2 separate regions of the Homo sapiens genome follow, and region 1 is linked to region 2. A link is an interaction called in ENCODE POLR2A ChIA-PET data of the cell type or tissue named here. Cell type or tissue: HCT116. All regions are shown on one strand.

Evidence for each region. ChIA-PET counts read pairs that join two places held together with the same protein. Peaks named below come from ENCODE experiments on the same cell type or tissue, not always from the same donor. Only the 100,000 strongest peaks of a DNase experiment are listed, where the experiment ranks them.
Region 1: POLR2A ChIA-PET joins it to region 2 with 5 read pairs; 4 of 35 experiments call an interaction of 5 or more read pairs at or near these places.

The regions. Positions count from the first base shown.
Region 1 is chr17:51,224,688-51,228,687 of GRCh38, reverse strand. It overlaps MBTD1 (mbt domain containing 1), which reads left to right. Exons shown (of 17, transcript NM_017643.3): 3 at 3,479-3,680. The coding sequence starts at 3,527. Among named protein-coding and RNA genes, the nearest start is that of MBTD1, 33 kb to the left of the region's middle. In HCT116, no CTCF peak of the experiment used is centred here; DNase peaks (open chromatin) are centred at 1,523 and 1,717; H3K4me3 peaks cover 1,117 bases; H3K27ac peaks cover 938 bases.
Region 2 is chr17:51,126,123-51,130,122 of GRCh38, reverse strand. No RefSeq gene overlaps it. Among named protein-coding and RNA genes, the nearest start is that of SPAG9, 7.3 kb to the right of the region's middle. RefSeq lists a silencer at 1,806-2,029. In HCT116, no CTCF peak of the experiment used is centred here; a DNase peak (open chromatin) is centred at 1,842; H3K27ac peaks cover 246 bases.

The sequences.
Region 1 (4,000 bases), 99 kb before region 2:
CTCCTGACCTCAGCCTCCCAAAGTGCTGGAATTACAGGCGTGACCCACCGCGCCCAGCCTCCCAATTTTTTTTTTTTTTTGTCCTTTTTATTGTCTCCTATTTTCTTTTCACTTCTCACAAAGCCTGTAGTTATGCAATTTATTTTGGAAATGGTTAGAGTAGCAATATTAGTTTTGTCTTGTTTTTTTTTTTTTTTCGTGGTTTGAATGAGGCAACATCTTGGAGGAGACATAAGACCAGCATTCACTAAAGATGATATAACTTCTTTGTATCTTTCTTTGAAAAGGAAATTTTTTTAATACTTCTATTTTAAGTTCATGGGTACTTGTGCAGGTTTGCTACGTGGGTAAATGTGTGTCATGGGGGTTTGTCGAACAGATTATTTCATCACCCAGATACTAAGCCTAGTAGCCTAGTACTCATTCGTTATTTTTCCTGGTCCTCTCCCTCCTCCCACCCTCTACCCTCCAATAGGCCCCAGTGTCTGCTGTTTCCTCTATGTGTCCATGTGTTCTCATCATTTAGCTCCCACTTATAAGTGAGAACATGTGGTATTTGGTTTTCTGAGGAAATACTGTTTAGCTTGAGAAAATTGGGTTGGGTTTTAAACCATTGTTTATGTTTTTTTAAAAACTGAATAAATATATATGTAGAAATATTATCTCCTACAATTTCTGAAATATTTGCCATCTTAAAATTGTAAAAGGTAAAATTTTCTTTTTTTTTTTTTTTCTTGAGACGGAATCTTGCTCTGTCGCCCAGGCTGGAGTGCAGTGGTGCAATCTTGGCTGACTGCAACCTCTGCCTCCTGGGTTCAAGCGATTCTCGTGCCTCAGCCTCCCAAGTAGCTGGGACTACAGGCATGCACCACCACGCTCGGCTAATTTGTATATATTTTTAGTAGAGACGGGATTTCCCCACGTGGACTAGGCTGGTCTCAAACTCCTGACCTCAGGTGATCTCCCCGCCTCAGCCTCCCAAAGTACTGGGATTACAGGCGTGAGCCACTGCACCCAGCTGAAAGGCAAAATTTTCTGTTAGACCCTTCAGAGCTTTTAGCAGTGATTTTTTTTTTCTTTTCCAACATGATAAAGTATCAAGCAAAGTGGTTCTTGGTTTTGAGTTTGAGACAGGGTCTCACTCAGTCACCCAAGCTGAAGTGCAGGGGCACGATCGTGGCTCACTGCAGCCTCGACCTCCTGAGGTCAAGCTATCCTCCTACTTCAGCCTCCCAAGTAGCTGGGACCACAGGTGCAAGCCACCACACTTGGCTAATTTTTGTATTTTTTGTAGAGATGGAGTTTTGCCATATTGCCCAGGCTAGTCTTGAACTCCTGGGCTCAAGCAATCCACCAGCCTTGACTTCTCAAAGTACTAGGATTACAGATGCGAGCCACCATGCCCAGCCAGCAAAGCAATTTTTTTTTTTTTTTTTTTTTTTTTTGGAGACAGAGTCTCGCTCTGTCACCCAGGCTGGAATGCAGTGGCTCAATCTCAGCTCACTGCAAGCTCCGCCTCCCAGGTTCATGCCATTCTCCTGCCTCATCCTCCCCAGTAGCTGGGACTACAGGCACCTGGCACCACACCCAACTAATTTTTTATATTTTTAGTAGAGGCGGGGTTTCACCGTGTTAGCCAGGATGGTCTCGATCTCCTGACCTTGTGATCCGCCTGCCTCGGCCTCCCGAAGTACTGGGATTACAGGCGTGAGTCACCGCGCCCAGCCCAAAGCAATTTTTAAAAACGTCTGTGTGTTGGCTGGGTGCGGTGCCTCACACCTGTAATCCCAGCACTTTGGGAAGCCAAGGCAGGCGATCACTTGAGGCCAGGAGTTCAATACCATCCTCACCAACATAGCAAAACCCCATCTCTACTAAAAGTACAAAAGTTAGCTGGGCATGTTGGCACTCACCTGTAGTCCCAGCTACTCGAGAGACTGAGGCACAAGAATCACATGAGCCTGGGAGATGGAGATTGCAGTGAGCTGAGATCATACCACTGCACTCCAGCCTGGGTGACAGAGCGAGACTCTGTCATCAAAAAAAGAAAGAAAAAAAGCATCCATATTTTCTGGATACTCCAAATTGGTCTAGAAGTTTAGTTTTAGAGATGAAAGGCAAATTTAAAAATCATGTTTGTTATGTATATTTCACCACGATTTTTATTTTATTTTATTTTATTTTTGAGACATGGTCTCTCTCTGTCACACAGGCTGGAGTGCAGTGGCATGATCTCAACTCACTGCAACCTCCACCTCCCAGGCTCTAGTGATCCTCCCACATAGCTGGGACTACAGATGCGTGCCACCACACTCAGCTAATTTTTGCATTTTTTGTAGAGTCAGGGTTTCGTCATGTTGCCCAGGCTGGTCTCAAACTCCTCAACTCCTCAAACTCCTCTGACCACCTCGGCCTCCCAAAGTGCTGGGATTATAGGAGTGAGCCACCATGCCTGGCCCACAATTATTTTTATATGGTTTTTTTGTTTTGTTTTGTTTTTTTGTGTTTTTTTTTGGTAGAGTGGGAGTCTCACCATGTTGCCCAGGCTGGTCTCAAACTCCTGGGCTCAAGCTATCATCCCACCTCGGCCTCCCAAAGTGCTAGGATTAGGCTGGGTGTGGTGCCTCACACCTGTAATCTCAGCACTTTGGGAGGCCGAGGTGGGCGGATCACCTGAGTTCAGGAGTTTGAGAACAGCCTGGCCAACATGGCAAAACCCTGTCTCTACTAAAAATACGAAAATTAGCTGGGTGTGGTGGCATGCACCTGTAATCACAGCTACTCAGGAGACTGAGGCAGGAGAATCACTTGAACCCAGGAGGCAGAGGTTGCAGTGAGCCGAGATTGTGCCACTGCACTCCAGCCTGGGCAACAGAGTGAGACCGAGTCTCAAAAAAAAAAAGTGCTAGGAATATAGGCATGAGCCACCACGCCCATCCCATAATTAAAAAGAAAAAAGAAATCTGGGCGAGGCACACTGGCTCACGCCTGTCATCCCAGTGCTTTGGGATGCAGAGGCAGGACATCCCTTGAGGCAGGGAGGTGGCTCACATCCATAATCCGAGCACTCTGGGAGGCTTGAGTGGGCAGATTGCTTGAGACGAGGAATTAAAGACCAGCCTGGGCAACATGGCAGAACCCCATCTCTACAAAAAAAAAAACACAAAAATGTTTATGGGATGGTGGCACTTGCCTGTAGTCCCAGCTACTCAGGAGGCCAAGGTGGGAGGATCATCTGAGTGCGGGAGGTGGAGGTTGCAGTGACCGAAGATTGTCACTGCACTCCAGCCTGGGTGACAGAGCGAGACTCTGTCTCAAAGCATTTTTTAAAAAAAGAAAAAAAAAAGAAAGAAAATGGTTATTTCTCAGGGCTGCGTTTTCATTTATCAAATCTCATTTACCAGAATTTGTGCTAGGGTCTTTTAGGGGGTGTGTATGAGTGTTGTGTCATGTGTCACTGGTTTCTCTTACTTCAAAGACTGAACATTCTTCACGATCTGAAAGGAAAAGAAGAGATTCTTTCGGGATGTTTGACGGTTATGATAGCTGCAGTGAGGACACAAGCAGCAGCTCCAGCTCCGAAGAGAGTGAGGAAGAAGTCGCTCCTTTACCTTCTAATCTCCCGATTATCAAAAACAATGGGCAAGTCTACACATACCCAGATGGTAAATCTGGCATGGGTGAGTATTTATAACCTTCACCTGTTCTACAGCTTTATGTTTAAGGGTGTGTTTTCATTTGGTTTCTTCTGTCATTTCCCCTTCCTTAGAATTATTAAGGGGCAGTTTGAAGAGCTGACGTTTATAATTCGAGATAAGATCACTGAGTTGGTGTTTAACTCTTTATTTTGCCTACCTCCTGGTGGAAAGCAAATACAACAACAACAAAAAAAGGCCAGTGAGAAACTTCATGTGGATATAAATTTAGTAATTAGATAAGAAATGCCTCTGTAACTGAAAGTATAAGTGCATAGGATCATGGGCTTATAAAATTGAAAGAG
Region 2 (4,000 bases):
CTTGAACCCAGGAGGCGGAGGCAGAGGTTGCAGTGAGCTGAGATTGTGCCACTGCACTCCAGCTTGGCAACAGAGCAAAACTCCAACTCAAAAAAAAAAGACAACAGGAATGAAGAGAATAAAACTGTCAGATATGTGCCCACATTTTTGGAAGTCCAGGTTTCATCCCAGAGAGTAGGAGATGGGCTGGATAATGGAAAGTAATCCTGAGGGCCCTACCCTCTTCTCATTTGGGGTTCAGAAAGATGCTGCCCTGAAGACCACCCCATACCAATCTAAAAAACAAGCGTATCAAACTGGCTGTGCTGTGGGATCAGGCCATGGAAGGCTCAGAGGTTTATCTTTCCCCACCCTAGCCTGGATGCTGGGGTAGGGTGGGTGGTAGACAGCAGGTGGCTCTGAGGAAAGGGTTGCAGTGAAGGCTACCATCACAGCCACACTTCAGAGATGACTTGGGTAGCATTAGAGTCAAAGGTGGCCAAGTTATACAGGGAACAATGCGAAAAGAATGGATTCTGAGTTCTAGTAGCTCACAGCTACAACTCTCAAGGCCAGTTGGATATTCAGAGACCAAGAAAACAAGGAACATTGTTTTGAGACCAGAAGACAGAGAGCAAAGGTCACTATATGAATCCAAAGTCTCCATAAATCTTTATCCACCTTGATCAAGTAACAGAAGCCATATTCCACTCCCATACTTTTTCTTTTTTTGAGGCAGAGTCTCGCTCTGTCACCCAGGCTGGAGTGCAGTGGCACGATCTTAGCTCACCGCAACCTCTGCCTCCTGGGTTCAAGTGATTCTCCTGCCTCAGCTTCCTGAGTAGCTGAGATCACAGGTGTCTGCCACCATGCCCAGCTATTTTTTTGTACTTCTAGTAGATACTGGGTTTCACCATGTTGGTCAGGCTGGTCTTGAACTCCTGGCCTCAAATGATCCACTCACCTTGGCCTTCCAAAGTGCTGGGATCACAGGCATGAGCTACCACGGCCGGCCTATATTTAGCAAATTTTCTTCTTCTTCTTTTTTTTTTTTTTTTGAGATGGAGTCTTGCTCTGTTGCCCAGACTGGAATGCAGTGGCGTGGTTTCAGCTCACTGCAACCTCTGCCTCCCGGGTTCAAGCAATTCCCCTGCCTCCGCCTCCCGAGTAGCAGGGATTACAGGTGCCTGCCACCATGCCCAGCTCATTTTTGTATTTTTAGTAGAGACGGGGTTTCACCATGTTGGACAGGCTGGTCTTGACCTGACCTCGTGATCCTCCCGCCTCAGCCTCCCAAAATGCTGGGATTACAGGTGTGAGCCACCGCGCCTGGCCATATTTAGCAAATTTTCTTCTCTCTCTCTTTTTTTTTTTTTTGAGACGGAGTCTTGCTCTGTCGCCAGGCTGGAATGCAGTGGTGCGATCTTGGCTCACTGCAACCTCTGCCTCCCAGATTCAAGCAATTCTCCTGCCTCAGCCTTCTGAGTAGCTGGGACTATGGGCGTGCGCCACCATCCCCAGCTAATTTTTGTATTTCTAATAGAGACAGGGTTTCACCATGTTGGCCAGGATGGTCTTGAGTTCTTGACTTCGTGATCCGCCTGCCTCAGCCTCCCAAAGTGCTGGGATTACAGGCGTGAGCCACCGTGCCTGGCTCATATTTAGCAAATTTTCTATAGTGAGTATGCATTTCTTGTATAATTGGGAGGGAAAAACCCAAGCAACCTGAGGTAGGAGGCAGGGACTGGACTCCAGAGGCAGAGGTTGGACACTGGACCAAACTGAGGACTAGCTTAAAAAAGCCCCAAGGCAGAAGCAGTTTTCTATAAGACACACCCACCAGCGTGCCCTGTCAGTTTACCATTGCCATGGCAACACCCAGAAGTTACCACCCATTTCCATGGCAATGACCCAACAACCCAGAAGTTACAACCCTTTTCCTAGAAATGTCTGCATAAACTGCCCCCTATTTTGCATGTGATTATAAGTGGGTAAAAATATGAGTGCAGAACTGCCTCTGAGATGCTATTCTGGGCACACCGACTATGGGGTATCCCTGCTCGCTAGGAACAGTACCTCTGCTGCTGCTATACACTGCCACTTCAATACAAGTTGCTGTTTAATACCACCAGCTTGCTCTTGAATTCTTTCCTGGAGGAAGCCAACAACCCTCCCTGGCTAAGCCCCAATTTGGGAGCTTGCCTGTCCTGTATCAAACCTACTGTTTTGAAAATATGTCTTTTATTCCCAGATGAATGCAACTCTATGTGTACAAAGTATACTGAGAGGTGGTGGTGGGCCTCCTCTTCATCCACTCAGCCCAAGTCAGAAAAAGTGGAGAGAGAAAATAGACCTGCACACAAATATGACCGACATTCCTTGGCCCCATCAAAAACAGCCTCAATACTGGGATTCCTGCTTCAACCATGTGTACAGCCTCTTCTTAGAGGCAATTCCAGTGAATCCAAAGCTCTTGGGGAACAGGGAGTAAAACAGAATAGTTATTGTCTAGAGGCCTTCTAACTTCAACCTGGATACATTTACCCATCTTGTTTTGGCACATTAAAAAGGCTTTCAAGGACAGACATAGTGGCTCACTCCTGTAATCCCAGCACTTTGGGAGGCTGAGGTGGGAGGATCACTTGAGCCCAGGAGTTTGAGACCAGCCAGAGCAACAGAGCCAGACCTTGTCTCGATAAAAAGTAAAAAAATAAATTAGCCGGGGTGGTGGCGTATTTGTAGTTAGTAGGCTGAGGTGGAAAGATCCCTTGAGCCTGGGAGGTCAAGGCTGCAGTGAGCAGCGATCGTGCCACTGTGCTCCAGCTTCAGTGACAGAGTGAGACCCTGTCTCTTAAAAAAAAAAAAAAAAAGAAAGGCTTTGGCCAGGCATGGTGGATCACGCCTGTAATCCCAGCACTTTGGGAGGCCGAGGCCAGTGGATCACTTGAGGCTTGGAGTTCGAGACCAGCCTGGCCAACATGACAGAACCCTGTGTCTACTAAAAATATAAAAATTAGCTGGGTGTGGTGGCATGCACCTGTAATCCCAGCTACTCAGGAGGCTAAGGCATGAGAATCGCCTGAACCTGGGAGGTGGAGCTTGCACTGAGCTGAGATCTTGCCACTGCACTCCAGCCTGGGTGACAGAGTGAGACTGTCTCAAAAAAAAAAAAAAAAAAAAAAAAAAAACTGAGGGCAGTGGCTCACGCCTGTAATCCCAACACTTTAAGAGGCCAAGGGGGGCAGATTGCCTGAGGTCAGGAGTTTGTGATGAGTCTGGCCAACATGGTGAAACCCCATCTCTAGTAAAAATACAAAAAAAATTAGCTGGGTGTGGTGGCGTGCACCTGTAGTCCCAGCTACTCGGGAGGCTGAGGCAGGGGAATTGCTTGAACCAGGAAGGCAGAGGTTGCAGTGAGCTGAGATTGCGCCACTGCACTCCAGCCTGGGTGACAGAGCGAGACTCCGTCTCAAAAAAAAAAGGCTTTCAAAGGAAAAACTGAGGACTCAGAAAAATACCCTGGTGCTTTTCATTCTGAGCCTGGAATTCCATAGCTAGACTGCCTCACCAAACATATGTTAGTTTGTACCCAGTGATGAATTACTTATCATTTCACACTGCCATGACCAGAGGGCCTTGTGCCCGGGGAACCCCATCTTCTCTTCCTTTTTCAGTGACTCTCTCCTTGCAGGTGGGAAAATGTCATTTGTGAAACTAGAGAAATTGATTCACATAGAAATAACTATATATGTTCCAGAAGGCTGGACAAACAACAGGACTAGTAATTTCAGCCTTCCAGTGATTATAGTTATTATGCTTAGGAAGAAACTCCTCCCTTCCTGCTCTCATTAACTGCTCCCCTCTGCTGCCCCCGTGACTGTCCTCACTATTTTTGCAAGGCCAAGGAATCTCTTGAAATGGAATTTCCTTCCCTGTAGGAATCAAAAGTAAACACTTTACTCTAAAGTCCACAAGATGACCTATTTTTCCTTAACAACTCTTAGTTAATGATACTCTCATT